2 separate regions of the Homo sapiens genome follow, and region 1 is linked to region 2. The links are chromatin loops, found by intact Hi-C in ENCODE. Cell type or tissue: Panc1. All regions are shown on one strand. Links, peaks and the distances in the headings refer to the core of each region. The heading gives the core; the rest is flanking DNA.

The links. Hi-C counts contacts between places; a loop is a spot of excess contacts. Peaks named below come from ENCODE experiments on the same cell type or tissue, not always from the same donor. Only the 100,000 strongest peaks of a DNase experiment are listed, where the experiment ranks them.
Region 1: a loop joins it to region 2, with 4 times the contacts of the local background. A loop is called at or near these places in 85 of 110 quality-filtered maps.

The regions. Positions count from the first base shown.
Region 1 is chrX:153,645,076-153,653,446 of GRCh38, reverse strand. It overlaps DUSP9 (dual specificity phosphatase 9), which reads right to left and starts at 6,244. Exons shown (of 4, transcript NM_001318503.2): 1 at 6,022-6,244; 2 at 5,121-5,528; 3 at 3,760-4,215; 4 at 2,121-3,467. The coding sequence starts at 5,493. The coding sequence ends at 3,142. In Panc1, for the core only: CTCF peaks have their summits at 1,484, 3,398 and 3,600; no DNase peak of the experiment used is centred there; H3K4me3 peaks cover 942 bases.
Region 2 is chrX:153,549,957-153,558,187 of GRCh38, reverse strand. It overlaps ATP2B3 (ATPase plasma membrane Ca2+ transporting 3), which reads right to left. Exons shown (of 22, transcript NM_001001344.3): 12 at 7,902-8,143; 13 at 4,919-5,153; 14 at 1,960-2,139; 15 at 1,770-1,857; 16 at 1,165-1,271; 17 at 1-76. Among named protein-coding and RNA genes, the nearest start is that of ATP2B3, 36 kb to the right of the region's middle. In Panc1, for the core only: no CTCF peak of the experiment used is centred there; a DNase peak (open chromatin) is centred at 3,157.

The DNA of each region.
Region 1 (8,371 bases), core at 168-8,167, 95 kb before region 2:
TCTATAACTCATGGTGGCTTGTTTCCTTGTACATTTTAGGATTTTAAAAAATTACGTATTTTGGAATTTTCTATAGCGGTGCTTTGAGGCCTGTGTTTAAAGGACATCCCTCCCTCCACAGAGGATTTGTGCTTGCTTCTGCTGGTCACTCTGGAGCAATATGACCTCTGAACCACTTCATTTAAAACTTAAATAGGCCAGGTGCGGTGGCTCATGCCTGTAATCTCAGCACTTTGGGAGGCTGAGGCACTGCACCTGGCCTATTTAAGTTCTATATTGAGACCTTGTTTCTAAAATAAGAAACTTTAAAAATGTATTTTATTTATGTTTTAAACTGCTATTTTTATTGGGCTGTCACAATCTCAGTAAACCCTGTAGGTAAGATAGTCGAATGCAGCTTCAAGACAAATCCAGGAGCCTTCTCCAGCAGCCAGATCACTGTTTCTTGTTTTGTTTTGTTTTGTTTTGTTTGTTTGTTTTGAGACAGGGCCTCACTCTCACTCTCTCATCACTCTGTCACTCTGTCATGCAGGCTGGAGTGCAGTGGCGCAATCCCAGCTTACTGCAACCTCCGCCTCCTGGGTTCAAGTGCTTCTTGTGCCTCAACCTCCCAAGTAGCTGGGATTACAGGCACGTGCCACCATGCCCAGCTCAGTTTTTTTTTTTTTTTTTTTTTTTTGTATTTTTAGTAGAGACAGGGTTTCCCCATGTTGGCCGGGCTGGTCTTGAACTCCTGACCTCAGGTGAGCCTCCCAAAGTACTGGGATTACAGGTGTAAGCCACCGTGCCCGGCTGAATCACTGTTTCTAAGTACCTCTGAGAGAGATTCTGGAGTGTCCACTACTCTATGCCTAGACCACTCTAAAAGAACAGTTCAGCTTGTGGCTATAAGCTCTCAGGGGAGGGGGAACATTTTCCTTTTATTCCACTTCCCCCCAGATCCAAGGTCAAGATCAGCACACACCCTCTTCTTTATTTGGGATATATCTTCCTAGGTCACCTGTTCTAGTAGATTTCTGTGGCTGCTGTAATAAATTACCACAGAGTTAGTGGCTTACAGCAACACAGATTTCACATCTTCCATTTCAGTAGATCAGCCATTCAAAATAGATTTCACTGGACAGAAATCAAGGTGTTGGTGGGGCTGCGTTCCAGTGGAGGGTCCTGGCTCCTGGGCTAACCCCAGAGTGGCTTACTCCGCTGGCCCAGAGGATTCACCTCATTTCTCAGTTCATCACCTTGCTCTTCCTTTCCTACCAGCTCAGCCATTCACGCATATGCCTTTAGATTGTGGGTTCTGGGCCACATTGCTCCAAAGCCTCCACAGCTTTCTCTGGCTGCACTCGCTCCCCGCCACCCTCCAGCTGCCCTTCCCCTCTACTACATGTCCATGGTGGAGAGTCACAGCCTTATAGACCCCACCAGTTATGGTGTGGAGAAGGCACTTGCAGTGTCCCAATATGAGGAGAGGTGCAGTTCACCTCTGTCCCTTTAGGTGGCCCGTTGGTCTCCATGTTCTCCATGGGGCTCTTCTAGTCCCCAGCCTGGGCCTTTGCAGCCCAAATTCCACAGCCAGACAACCACAACACTCACATGTGCCAGTCTGCCCACACCCCTCCCTGTCACTCTCAGGATGCCACCCAGCCGGGGCAGCCCTCAGGAGGCTCCAGGCAGGGCTCGGGGCTGACTTGGCCGGTGTCTCAGGGATCAGTTGTGAGTGCTGGCCCCTCACTTTTCTGCTCTGTCCATGGCAATGAACGTCTACGGCACAACCGCAGTGCTGTGACTGTTGCATTTGTCGTTTCTTCCCCCACTAGAAAGTCTGCTGTGAGCAGGCGGAGCTCACTGCTGCAACCTAGTCCCCAGGACAGTGTGTGGCACAGACTAGGGGTTCAAATGGAGGTGAATGAATGGGCGACTCAGAGCGTGGGCCAGCGGGCAGTGTAAGCACAAGATGGGAAATGATAACATGGGGCAGGGAGTGGGGTGGCACTTGAGTCCCTGGCCAGCCTGGCACATGCCCCTTTCCACCATGGGCAGTCCAGAGAGACCAAGAGGGCCTCCTTCCCCACCTTCCCCCAAACCCTCCAAGGCGCTCAGGAGGTAGCTTCTCTCTCTACTCAGTATCTTAAATAAACTGTTTATTCAGAAGGAACAATTAAAGAAAGCAACTATGATATGGATTACAAAAACAAACAAGCATAGATCCTCTCCAGGCTCCAGGGTGAGACGGCCCCACGCTGCAAAGACTGCCAGCCCTGGGCTGGGTGCATCAGTGGGCTAGCATGTGTGTGTGAGCGCCGACACGTGCGCACACACAAGCACACACACGCACACCCGCCACCCACAGGGGTGTGGACAGAAATGAATGACTGTGTGTGTCTGCAGCTTGGCCCCTTCCCCACCCCCCAAAGTAGCAGCGGCTGTGTGGGCCCCGCAGCAGCAAAAGTGAGGCCTTCTTCTTCCCCTCCCCCTCCGCAGCTCTCGCTCTGAGACCCCATCTCCTCCGGCGGTAGTTTGGCCACCCTCACTCACAAAGAGCCCCAGTGATCCCGTCAAGACATCTGGGGGAAGAGGAAAAAAAAAAAACAAAACAGCCCACCAGATGTGTGGCCGGGAACCTGCCCAGTAGCTCCTAGGCCATGGATGTGGGCGGCCACTGCACTCTGGGTCCCCATCCCCTGGGAGGCCCCAGCCCCGAGAGGCCCAAGCCCTTGGTGGAGAAACAGGGAGGTGACAACACCAGTGATGGCAAACGCCTCTCCCCCAAGCAGCCACTGGGATCCAGTGCAACGAGGTGGCACACACCCTTCCTGAAGGGGGAAGCGCAGGGAGGCGCAGGGCCTAGCCGAGCTGGCTGAGCACCCAGGGCCGGGACCTGGGCCTGGACAACCACCTGGAGAGGGAACCCCCACCCCCATCCCGCAAAGAAAAAGTAACAGTCGCAGAAGAGGCAGGCTCCGAGCGTGGTCCCGCCATAGGCACGTTGATTAGGACGGCAGCCCGCGTGAGGTATTGCGCTCTCCCCCCAGCACCCTGCTCAGGCCGAGCCCTCCTGCCCTCCCCTCCCTTGCCACACGAGTGGGCAGGGACACCCGTGGGTGGGGGTGGGGCAGGGGCCGGCCTGCCGGCCACGGGGCCCTAGGTGGGGGCCAGCTCGAAGGCGCCATCACTGGTGGGGGTGGTGAAGAAGGAGGGCGGGTTGGAGGCCGCAGATGCCTGCCCCCCACTGCCCTGCTCCTGCGAGTGGCGCTCCTCCAGCCGCAAGCTGCGCTCAAAGTCCAGCAACTGCCCCATGAAGTTGAAGTTGGGGGAGATGTTAGACTTCTTCCTCTTGACCAGGTCATAGGCATCGTTGAGAGAGAGGTGGAGCTTCTGCATGAGGTAGGCCACAGTGACGGTGACAGAACGGCTGACCCCCGCCAAGCAGTGGACGAGCACCCCGCAGTTCTGGGACAAGGCCTCATCTAGATGGGGCAGGAAAGGGCCCGGGAGACCCGGAGGGCAGGCGTGTGTGAGGCCGAGGCCTTCCGAAGGGCCCTCAAAGGCCCCGCCCTGCCCCCTGGGCCAGATGGCCACGACCTGCAGGTTTCTCTAGTGGCCTCTGGGGGCCGCCCTAGCTCTGCCTGTCCCCTAGAACTGTCACCTAGGCTTTTGGCTCTGGGAATGGCAGCGGGGCTTGGGAGGAGTACTCACAAGGGGGAGGCCAGAGCAGGCCTTGGGGAGGACAGGAGGGAAGGGTGGGTGGGGTGGACTCACCAATGAACTCAATGGCCTCCGGAAAGAACCGCGACAGGTTCTGGCTCCAGTGGTCGGAGATGGGGATCTGCTTGTAGTGAAAGTCACCATTCTTCTCGAAGAAGTTTGGGAGGTTGGGGGTGACATTGAGGATGTAGCGGATGCCCAGTTTGGCCAGGCTCTCCAAATTGGCGGAATCCCGGGCACTGCCCAGATAGAGGTTGGGCAGGATCTGGACAGGGAAGGATGCCCGCAGCCCCACTGGTGGGGGTGTGGCACCCTCCGAATCCAGGCCACAGCTCATGGAGTCGCGGTCAGCCTCGGATTCCGCATCAGAGCAGTCGGAGCCCAGGCACAGGCTGCCCAACCCCACCACGGGCACTGGACCGGGCACCGGCGCCATGCTGGAGCCGGCACGGCCAGCAAGGCTGGTCTCACACAGGTGAGGGCACTCGGCCTGGAATCTGCTGAAGCCTCCTGTTGGGGAGAGGGCATGGGGCCTGCTGACCTGGCCTTCTGGGCAGCCAAGTGCCTCTGTCTGGGGCTGGGGAGATGACCCTGGACAACTTGGAGGGTTTGCAAATGTTCCCAAAGGGAACACAAAACCCAGCAGCTTGGTGTGTCCTGGTACCCACGTGGGGCCCTAGCCACCCTCAGTCAGCTCGGGCTGCAAGAAGCTGGGCTCACGCTGAGCCACCGGAAAGGATCTTACACCCCTAGGGTCAAGCTGAGGCAGGTGTGAGGGCTCAACAGAGCCGAGATGCACTGCCAGCCTTAGGGAGGACTGCGGCCATCAGCTAAAGAAAAGGAGGAACTCAGATGTCAGCTCTCTGCCTGGGCATCTCCTGACTCTCAGGGATGAAGTGGGACCCCAAGATGTGGGGGAACTTGGGGGAGAATATGGCTCAAGAAGCCAGCATCTCTATTTACAGATACTATTTCCCCGGGCTGGACACCTGACACTTTATATGCTGTTCGGGAGGCTAAGGCAGGAGGATCGCTTGAGCCCAGGAGGCTTCAGTGAGCCGTGATTGCACCAGTGCTGTCTGACCCCTGCCTCCCTTGCTCATTCCTGAGCAGGTTGGGGAGGTGGGGATACCCTTGCCGAGACCCTGGGGAGCCCGCACTTTGTAATTCGTTCTTGAGCATCCTGAGAACTAGCTCAGGTCAGGCTAATTCTCCCCATTTTCCAGGCTCAGAGACTGGGCTGCCGAGGGTGAAGAACTTCCCCACGGTCACACTCAGGCTTCCCTCCTCTCAAAGCAGCCTGGCAGGTCATCAGGGGAGGGGGGCCTCAACTCGCTTTAGAAAAAAAGAAGTGGGGCTGGCCTAAGGTCAAATGAATCCCGAACCCCCTGGAAGGAGGGCCCCGCGGCACCTACCCTGGAGGTAGTAGGCCAGGTAGCCTTCCTCTCGCAGCTTCTGCAGCAGGGTGCCCAGCACCGACTCGGCCTCCCACTCCTCGGCCTCGGCCTCGGCCTCCCCGCGCCGGCGCCGGCCCCCGCCCTGGTCGTACAGGAGCACGGGGGCAGGCGGGGGCGGCTGCAGCGGCGGCCCAGGCAGGAGCGCGCGCACCGACAGGCTGCCCCTCCGCAGGCGGCGCAGCAGGAGCGCCGGCAGGGCCACGCTCAGCGCCCCACCGATGCGCGCCGACTCGTACAGCTCGCGGCTGCGGCAGTCCAGGAGCAGGAGCCGCGGCCGCGGGGGCGACAGCTCCCGACGCAGCCACAGGCACGAGCGGCCCAGACCCTCCATGGGCGATCGGCTCCCTACACGCTGGACCACGGGCGCTGCGAAGAGAGAGAAGGCGCGGTGTGAGCTACCGGAGGGCCGAGGGGGCTCAGACTTGAAGCCGGCCCCGCGTCCTGAAGGCGGGAGCCCAGGGTCCCCCACCATGAGGACTCCCAACAAGGCGCCCCAAGAAACCCCCCAGGCAGCAGCTCGGCCCGGGGAAGGGTCCTCGAGAAGAGGGCTGAGCGGCTAACCGCCCCTTCGAGGCTCATCTTGGGGTACCCTGAGGTCGCAGCCGCCTCCCTCCATACCCCCTTTCTGCTCCTGTCTCGGTCTTCTCGCGAACGCTCCCCAAGTTCGAGCTTCCGACTCTGGCTGGGGGTGTGCGTGCGAGGAGTGCCGTTCGAGGCCTAGATCTCCCCCAGGGCCAGGTGGGCCAGGGGAACAGAGGAGGCGCCGAGGTGCTGGGCCTCAGCGAGTCCTCTCAGAGGTGGTCTGGCCCCCGGTCCCCCATCTCCCCCTACCCCTAGGAGAGAACAAAAGGAAAGAGACCTGGAGCGAGATCCGGCGGTGGACGACCGCGCGTGGACGTTCTGGCCACGGCCACTGCCACGGCGGAACGCGAGGCGCCGTCCCGCGGCAGAGAGTCCCCAGGCCTGGCCGCCAGGAGAGGGCGGGGCGGCGGTGCAGGCTCGCACGTGGAAGCCGAGCCCCGCGCAGCCCGCGCAGCCCGCGCACCGGCCGCTTCCTGGCAGCCGGACCCAGCTTCCACCTTGGAAACTGCCTTCGGACGTGGAGTTACAACTCCGAGGGGCGGGCCGGGGCGGGGCTCCGGGGGCGGGCCCGGCGGGCCGGTGAGCCAACGGGTGCTAGCCGAAGCAGTCGGGTGGGACCTGCGAGTCGGCTGAGCTGGGGCTTCCACCGAGGCGGGACGGGGTCGGGGCAGAGGCCAAGGGCAGGTCAGGGGCCCAGCAGGGGACCAGCTGCGGCTCCCCTGGCCGGCGCCAGCCTGGCCTCGGGAGGCAGGGGGAGGGGTGAGGACCAGAGCCCAGCCCCTCTGCCGCAGAAGCTGCCTCCAGCCCAACTCACAGGGTGATACTGGAGCATCTTCTCCCCTGCCTGGATCTCAGTGGCCCCATCTCTGTAATGGGCTCAGAGCTAGCAGCTTGGGCAAACTTGGGATGCCACCGAAATCACGGAGGGGAGGAGGAGGCAGGACCAGAAACTTAGTGCAGCTTTGGCCCAGAGGTCTGCTGCAGGGCTAGGCAGGCAGGGGTAGCTCCTGGATACCTACCAATACCAGCCCGCTTCACTCGCACAGGACTGGCCAAAAGCACCCAGGAACCCTGAGCTCCCAGCCCTAAACTGGGGCACTCTGCTCTTATCACATTACTGATCCTAAGAGTCACCCGTGGCTCCCCCCTCTGCCTCCTTCCCTTAACCCCCCTTCGGCTAATCAAAGTGGAAAGAACTAGTTTCTACCTAAATATCTCTCACATCCACGCCTCTCTCCCCTGTCCCTTGCCCTAGCCGAGGGCTCAAATTCATCAGCTTTAGGCCAGGTCACTGTCACGTCTTGCACAACAGTCTCCCTGCCTCCGGGCCTGCAACGACCTGCCCTCCACCCTGCCCTGCCCAGCCCTGCCCAACGTCAGAATGCCATCCACTCAACCAAGGCTGGTGGCCTCCATCCTTTCCTCCATGGGCACAACAGGCGGGACAGATCCACAGGCAGCAAGAGCACTGGACAAGGTCTCAGGTGTGGTGAGCACTGAGGCAGGAGACCAGGGTCAGGGGGAGGTGTCCACAATGCTGATCTGGCTAAAAGTCCCTTCTCTGCTTAAAGCTCAACAAAAGCAAATAACAGTGTTGAAGGAAAATGTACGCCAGATAAGATAAAGCTCATACCCAACTAAAAGGTTAAGACCCCTGTAGATAAATGGGCAAAGAACCTGAAAACACTGCATACTGCAGGAAGGAGGGAATGCGGTGGCCTAACAAATATTTGGGGGAAGGTTCAACTTCAGGCGTGGAAGGAAAGCCACTCCAATAAACAAGTAACAATGACCAACGAGGTAACACTTCCCACCTACTGCATTAGAAATGTTCTCATTTTTGAGAACACGCAGTGCTGGCAAGATTGCTGTGAAATCAGCGTGCTGTTCAACTGTTGCAGGGTTATATATTGGTACGGCCCCTTTGGAAATTAATCTGGCAATATCAAGAGCTAGGAAAAAATCCCAACCCTTTGACCACTTTTGGGAATCTAAGGAACTAAAGTAAAAGAAAGCAAAGTTATGCACACGAGGATGGGCACCACAAAGCATTTTTCTAACAAGTGGAAAATGCAAAGCAAACTACGAGTCTAAAGACTCCTCTCAGGAGCCATGGAGTTAGAGGAGAAAATGTCTCAGGTCATGGTTAGGTAAGAGGGCAGGTGACGGAAAGCTAGGTGGGTCACCTCTAAGGGGCTTCCAGTTTGCCTCTCTCCCTCCCTTTCGGGCAGTGGGCTGCTAGCCGGGGACTCCCAGGACCCTGGCACTGGGCTGCTTTCCGGCCACACCCCCCATGTCCCTGCGTCTAACAAGAGTCCTAATTCCTGCATCCAAGGGCTTTGGGCAGCTGGACTGTGCCCTTCCTTCTCTCACCCAGTGGGCAAGGGCCCCAGCCCAGGCCTCCCTCCTATGCCCCCTGCCCAGATTCTGAGATTCTGCTCATTCTTCAGGCCCCCTCCTCCAGGCAGCCTTCCCAACTCGGAGCCAGTAGTCTCCCTCCTCTGTGCTCCCTAGTGTGGTCACTTTCCCCCTTTCTCAGTGTGTTCCTGGGGCAGGGACTTTGTCTTCTGTTTTCTGTCCACAGCCTAGCTCCACAGTGGTGGAGGTGGACACCGGCACCCAGCCTG
Region 2 (8,231 bases), core at 1-8,000:
TGACGATGCTGGTGAAGTTGTCATCGGTCAGGATGATGTCGGAGGCCTCCTTGGCCACGTCGGTCCCTGCGATGCCCTGGGGGGGTGACACACACACTCACACAGAGTGTTTGTGGGGGCCCCTTCCCCAGCCCCCCTTGATCACCTGGCCCGCCTGGGCTGGCTCCCTGCTCTCCCCTTCTGAATAACATCCCACCCCGCCCCCCAAAGCCAAGAACAGCACTGTTTTTTGTTGCTTTTTTTTAATGCAACACATTCTTGTACTACAAACAGTAAGTTGTCACATGTCACGGTGGGGGGGGGGGCTTTGCTCATAAACACAGAGGGTGCTGATGACATGGCATCAACACAGCTTTACACATAAAGCCCAGCTGCCACCACGTGGCCACCAAGCAGCGTGGTCTGTTCTTAGCACTCCAGAGAGGCTTGCTGGCTAAGGAGCCCTGGGAAGTCCTGCATGGGGACACCCTGGGCGGGGCGGCTCCTTGCAGAGGAGTCCCTGTCCCATGGAGGCGCAGCTGCAGCTGTGCCAAGCTGCGCAGTCCTCTCCTCTGCCCCAAGCCTGGCCCCGTGAGAGCTGCCACCTCTCGAAGCTTGGGCTGGAGCTCCCTTCTGGGCTACGGGTGCTGGGAAGGACTGGGCTGGGTTCCCTGGGTGACACTCCTTTTCGGTAGGGCAGGGAGAGGGGCTCACCAGGTTGCTGCGTTCAGTGGCTGTGGGGCCACTGAGGGGCCGCAACCAGCCATGTGGGTGGCGTCTGCAGGGCTACCCTGCTCAGTGGGTGAGCAACAGGAAGGAAGTGCAGAGGAAGAGCACATCTGGGGACTCTGCTCACCTCATCTGGGGCTGAGAGTCCATTTAGAGAGGACGGGGGTGGGCAATGCCATCAGTGATGAGCCCCCACCCCCCATTCCCCTTCCTCTCCACAGTATGTCTGGGGCCCACTGTCACCTTGGGCATCACAGCAGATGCCTTTAACCACATGTCCCCCGACTGGCAGAGCCCACGCAGGCCCAAGTGGCCAGGATGTGAAAGAAAGAACCTTCAGGCACTCTGTAACCTGCCCCGACACTGGCTCCCACTTCCTGGTACAAAGCTAATGTCCATGGGACAGATGCAGGCCCCATCTGCCGTGGTGAGCTGGGCGGGCACCAGGTGGCTTACCATGGCGAAGCCCACGTCCGCCTTCTTGAGGGCCGGCCCATCGTTGGTGCCATCCCCTGTCACAGCCACCACCTGCCGCTGCTCACCAGTGGTGCTGTCGATAATCCCTGGAAGACAGATCAGGGCAGGGCAGGGCTGGGGCCATCTGTCACCACAACCCTGTGTAGCCCTGCCCAGGGAGCTATGGGGGTAGGTTGGCTGTGAAAACCCTTTGGGATTACCCCGTCCTGACTGTCCCAATTATCTGTGCTCCCCGTCACCTGGATCATCTCCTATCCCCAAATAAGTAAGCAAATCTCACTGAGTGACAGGGCCAGGGTGGGAGGATAGGGATCTGGTTAGGGCCTGGGGACACAATCCTGGGTCCCTGGCTCTAGACCCACTGCTTCTAGAGACTCACTGTGTGACTTGGAGTGAGTCACTAGCCCTCCCCGAACCCTGGTTCCCTCATGGGCCCCTGCCCTGCTGCTCTGGGCTAATGGGACAAATGGACCCAGCTTCCTAGGCAGGCCCTGGGGACCTGTTTGGGAACCTGGCTTTTGGTGTCAGGAAGCAGACAACCTCGGGCTGGCCACCCCAGGAAAGGGGTGTGGGGGCTCGGCTACCTTTGACCAGTGTGTGCTTGTCGGTGGGAGACGACCGGGCCAGCACCCTCAGCTTGGGCCACACCTTGTCCAGCCGCTCCTGTTCTATCTGGGGAGGGGAAGCACAAGGACGCTGCAGAGCTAAGGCGGGCACGCAGGGGGCTGGGGTGAGGAGAAGGGGGGTCTGGGGTGGCAGACAGCCGGGTGCTACCTCGCCTTTCTCATTGCGGATCCGCCGGTTGAACTCCTTCCCTTCTAGGCACAGGAAGTCCTCCCCGGGCTGGATGATGCCGCATTTGGCTGCGATGGCCCGGGCCGTGTTGATGTTGTCCCCAGTCACCATGCGGACTGTGATGCCAGCACGCTGGCATTTTCGGATAGCTTCAGGGACCTAGAAGAGACAAGAGAGGTGGGCGGGGCCATCGAGGCAAGACGTATTTTGGGTTGAGGCAGTACCCCTTCCTCCATCAGATCTGCAGGTGGCCCAAGGTCCAGCAGAGGTGAGAGTAAAGCCATCCGATTCACGTGCTCAGAACACTTGTGTTAGCCTACAGTTGGGCAAAAGCATTGAACACAAAGCCTATTGTGGAATACAGTGCTGATTATCTCATGTAACTCATTGAATCCTGCACTGAAAGGGAAAAGCATGGGACTCGAAGTAAAGTTTCTGCTGAATGTGCATCACCTTTGCACCAAGTTACAAAATTGTTAAAAGTTGGGGACCACCTGCATCACATTAGATTCTGGAGAAAGAGAAAGAGGTTCCCCAGTGCTGAGTGGAAAGCGAACAGCCTGCAAGGGGTTGAGAGCGGGAAGCCAGGAGACTGGCCGGGAGGTGGTGGCATTGTCCCAGTGGTGGGGGGACAGGGAAGACAGTTCCCAAATGAAGAGGTATGTGGCTCTTCAGGCTCGGGGACAGAGAGACAGGGTCAGGCAGCTGATGCCACTGAGGTAGACGGGCAGGGGGAGAGGAGAAGAGGAGCCAGGTTCAGAGTTTGGGAACCTGAATGAGGAGGTCAAGCCTAGGCAGTGGGGCTTGTGAGCACCGTCGGGTAAGTGTAGAAGCCTAGGTGTGGCCGAGCCGCCAGGCCTGGGGAGCCTGCGGCGGTGGGGAGTAGACACGCAGGAGTGGGAGCCAGGGGTAGGGCAGCCGGGAGACACCAGGGGAGGACATTGACCTGGGAGTCCCTGAATCCTGGCGCCCCCTGAGGCCATGGGCAGGGGGGCTGTGATCTTTGCCAGGGAGACAGCTGGGGGCCCCACTCTAAGCTGTGACAGGGTGATCCAATGGTTCCTGCAGCATATACCACTAAGTGGCCTCACTGCCAGCCTCGGGGACACTTCGTACTCTCTGAGGATCTTGGGGTGCTGGATAACAAGATCACGAGCCACAAGAAGACAATTCTCCTTTGAGCCAGCGAATGCCTGTCCCTGAAAAGTCTGGAAGCCACCCCTCTGCTGCCACCAAGTGGCCGTGACGAGCCTGAAAACCAGCAGCTGCGAACCCAGGCCTCCTCCCTCCTCAGGCCCAGTGTGTGTAGCCCAGTTCCTTCCCCATGGCCCCAAAGGGCCAGGCCAGGCTGTCCTTCCTCGCCTGCTCAGCCCTGCTCCCTGCCTTCTCCCCAAGGCCCCACAGCACAGCAGCCAGCCAGGTGTCTGGAGAAGTTGCCAGTGCCCCCGGCCGGCCCAGCTCCAGCATCAATACCACCCCAGCCACAGGCTTCCTATGGCTCCCCAGGGCCCAGCCTCACGGGCCCTCCTCTGGCTGCAGCCGTGCCGCATCTCCAAGCACCCTGGCGGTTTCAGTGAGGCCCTTGTGTCCTACTGCCTGTTGCCGGCACCCAGGACTTCGCTGGGCCTTCTGTGCGTCCTCCTCAGCCACCACCAGGCTGGCCAGTCTTTGTGGGGGTCTGCCCAGCCTCCGCAGCCTGGCCCTGTCACTGTGGTCTACCCCTTGGACTCTCTCTCAGCCACTCTTAAGCTGGAAAGGAGCTGTCCCTATTCCCCAGGCCCCTCTGGCAAGATTCCTTCCTCTGCTCTGTGCTTCAGTTGCTCCCTGGTCCAACAGAGGGACTCGATGGCTCCTGTCCCCAAGTGTGGCCTTGCTTCGCCTCACCAGCACCCTCTCCTTCTGCTCTCCCAGGCTCAGTGGGGCCCGGGACTCATGCCGCTGCCCGCCTTTGCGGGGCCCATTTCCCTCGCTGGACTTCTGTCCCCTGTCCTCCGCTACCACCCATTTTCTCCCAGGGCAAGCTCGAGGTGCTCCCTCTCTGGGCGCAGTGACCATGTTCTCCTCGGGGCACGGGGCTGCTCTGTTGACATGAGCCATGGCTGGCGTTTAGACGCACTGTCTTTGAATTGAGTGTTTTTGCTACATGATCCAATACATGAATGCCTGTCTCCCGAAGGAGAGCCCAGAAGCTTCTCCTCCCAGGTTGCACCTGCACCCCCAGGGTGGCTCCTACAAAGACAAGTTGTCAGGGTCACAGTGGCCCTGCTTGTGACACAGGTGGGTGCCATGCAGAGGCCCTGGGGAGACAGAGGGGCACCCCATGCCTTGCATTCTCCCTCCGGGGCCGGCCATCCTCCACACTCTCCAGGGTCTGGGATCTTTCAACAACAAAGTGACTTCCCAGTGTCAAGGCCATGGCATCTGCCACGCGGCCCTCGAGGTCCCCTCATCTGGACTCCCCTGGTGGCATCGTCCATATGGGGATATGCTTCTGGGCTCCCTTTCCCGCCAGGACCTTTGCTGTGAGCTCGCCACAGGACGTCCTGACCGTAGAGTAGCCCCAGCCAAACCCTCAACCAATAAACGCCCACCCTGTGCCCCAAACCTGTGTCCCCTCAGGCTTCAGCACCACCTCCAGTCCATCGGTCCTGGGTGGATCAGATCCCAAATGTCGACGGTCTCTCCGCCACTGCCACCTTCTCACCTGGTAGAAGGTGGAGCCTGAGCTGGGCCCATAGGTCAAGCGGGAAGGGCTTTCCAGCAGGCAGGACAGAGCCTTTGTGCGGGTGTCAGGGTGAGAGCACCCAGGACGGGGCTCAAGTGTACTACGGAGGGACCGCAGCAGCTGTGTGTGAAGGAAGGCCGCCCCTACCAGTCCGGACAAGCTCGGGCAGAGGGCACAGTTACCAGGGCAGCTCACAGAGAAGGTGGTGGCTACCTCGGGCCGCACAGGGTCCTCAATGCCCACGACAGCTATGCAGGTGAGGTCACCCACGACCTCATTCTCGTTGTCCCAGTCGGGCTCCTGGCCTGCAGAGAAGTCCCGGTAGGCGATGCAGATGGTGCGGAGGCCATCGCAAGCCATCGGCTCGATGATCTTCCTCACCATGTCGTCCCGGTCCCGAGGCCGAAAGCCCCGGAGTTCGCCATTGCTGTTCAAGATGTTGGTGCACCTAGGCAGGGGGTGGGCAGAGATGAGGTGGAGGTGGGGAGAGAACAACAAGGAACAGCGCTGGTCACACTGGATTGGGGGCTTAGTCAAGGACTGGGGTCCTTATCAGAGAGGAGTGCCCCGTGTGAGAACACAGACACACAGGGAGAAGGGCGTGTGACAACAGGCAGAGATTAGAGAGGGTCAGCTGCAAGCTGAGGAACGCGAGGACTGGCAGCCACCACCAGAAGCTGGAGGATGCAGGATGCATCCTCTCTGAGATGCTTTGGAGGCGCTTCGGCCCTGCCCACGCCCTGCTTTTGGACTTCCGGCCTCCAGAACTGGGGGAGAATCCATTTCTGTTGCTTGAGGGCACCAGGACGCTCATGCACTGCTGCAGGCTGAGAGACCGGGAGGGAGGCAGGAGCATGTGGCTCATGGCAGCTCCACCACAGACTTCATAGGGCAAGCGGGTGGAACCTGGGCAAAAACTGAAGTCTGTGGACAATCGCTATAACCACGTCCAGGCAGCCACAGCCTCAGTAGAGCGCTCATGACTCCAGGAGCTTCTCAAAAGGGACAGGACTTGGGAGGATTCAGGTGGGGAGAGGAGGGAGCAAAGGAGCCGAGGGTCACAGAGGCGGGCATGGTGGAAGAAGCCAGTGGGGCTGTGAGTGCCAGGTGCTGCCACTGCATGGGAGGCTGGTGACGAAGGAAATGATCATAACAGAAGCTGTGTGGACGGAGAGCCTCCTATGGATGTGGATTCACCCACGGAACCCTCACACCCCTCCCCAGAGATAAGTATTCTGTGATCTCCATGCCACCAGGGAAACTGAGGCATGGGAGTAAGGGGGAGTGAAGCTGGGCTGGGCCTTTTGTCCGCAGTGCCTCAGTGTCCCTCAGTGCCCACCAAAAAAGAAGCACAGAAAGAGGGCTGAGGCCCCCACACCAGCAGGGATGGCTCCAGGGAGGAGGTGGTCCTGGCCCTGGCAGTGAGCGCTGCACCTGGCAGAGTTCTGGGAGAGCGCTGTGGGTGGGGCGGCCAGGCAGGGTGCACTTGGTGGTCCAGTCCGCAGAACACAGGAAGGAGCGTGGGCCTGGGCCTTTGGGGAGCCCTGGGCGTCCTGCAGAGGACCTTGCCCTGAGGGCCCTGGGACGGCAGTCATGAGGAGCGAGGTGACTTGTGGACAGAGACGCCAAGGCCAAGGGTGTGGAGTCCGGGAAGGCTGAGTGGGAGTGGGGAAGCCAGGGCATTTGGAGGTGACGCTGTGCACTCTCCCTTACTTTGTTCTAATAGCTTTATTGGGATATAATTCACGCACCACACAGTCCACCCATTTAAAGTAGATAATTCGATGGTTTTTAGTATAGTCACAGAGCTGCACGACCATCACCAGTCTCCAATTCCAGAAAATTTTCATCATCTCTAAGAAAATTTTCATCATCTCTAAGCAACAACAAGAAAATAGATCAACTGGACGTCATCACGATTTAAAACATTTGTGCACCTAAGGACACTATCAAGAGAGTGAAGACAGGCCACAGAATGGGACAGAATGTGTAGAAATCGCATAGCTGATAAGGATCTAGGATCCAGAATACAGAAAAAATGTTACAGCCCAACAATAAAAAGACAAACAACCCAACTCAGCAATGAGCAAAGGGCTAGGACAGACATTTCCCCAAGGAAGACAGGCAAATGGCCAGTCAGCACAGCAAAAGAGGCTCAGCGTTGTTAGTCATCAAGGAAACACAGATCAAAACCACCAGGAGATATTGCCTCACACCCACAAGGATGGCCCCCATCAGCATTGTCACACCAGAAAATAAGTGCTGTTGAAGATGGGGAGAAGGTGGAACCCTCCTATGTCGCTGGTGGGAATGTGAAACGGTGCTGCCCCTGTGGAAAACAGTTTCGTGGACACCACGACCCAGCCATTCCTCTCCTAGATGTCCACGCAAAAGAATTGAAAACATGGGTTCAAACAAAAACTTGTACGTGAATATTCACAGCAGCGTGACTCGTGACAGCCAAAAGGTGGAAACGACTCACGTGCTGGTAGACGTGCTGGTAGACAGATGAAGGGATGGATGGACCAACACAATGCTCTTTAGCATACAATGGATATTACTCAGCCTTAGAAAGAATGGAAGTTCGGGCTGGTGGCAGTGGCTCATTCCTGTAATCCTAGCACTTAGGGAGGCCGGGTGGGTGGATCGCTTGAGCCCAAGACTTCAAGACCACCCTGGGCAACATGAGGAGACCCCAGCTCTACAAAAAATTTGAAAATTCGCTGGGCGTGGTGGCATGCACATGTAATCCCAGCTACGGGGGACACTGACGTAGGAGGATGGCTTGAGGGAAAAAACAAAACAAAACAAAAAAAGAAAGGAAGGTCTAATATCTGAGGGAAACGGAAAAACTTTACACTAAGGAAAGAAGCCAGACACAAAAGGCCACACAGTGTATGAGTCCCTTGATAGGAAATGTCCAGACAGGCAAATCCATACAGACAGGAAGCACATGAGGCTGGGGAGGGGCGTGGGGAGGGCTGCTCATGGGCCTGGGGTTTCTTTCCGGGTTGATGGAGGTGTTTTGGAACTGGGTAGTGGTGACGGTTGCATGATATTGTGAACGTGCTTAATGCCATTCAACTGTACACTGTAAAGTGGTTGAAATGGTGAATTTTACGTTCGGCCTCTTTTACCACGACAATAGAATCAGAAACTCCGTGCGTACCCCGGCACCTCCCTGCTGCTCACTCACTTTTTCAAGAGGATCTCTGAGGCCCCCTTGCTGAAGAGGCGGAAGCCACCGTCGGGCATGCGGATGACTGTGCTCATGGACTTGCGGACCGAGTTGAAGGTGTACACTTTGTAAAGCTTGTCTTCCGGGATCTGCTCGCGCACGGGCTGGAAGTCCCGCTTCAGGTCCAAGACGAAGCCCAGCAGGGCGCACTCCGTCTTATTGCCCACCTGGCGTGGGAGGGCGCCTTCCTTCTCAGGAGGCTGCAAGATGACGAGGGCTAGCAGGCACTGGGGGCCTGAGACCACCCTCCATGCTGCCCCTGGAGCCCCAGCTCTGCCCCCTCGTGGT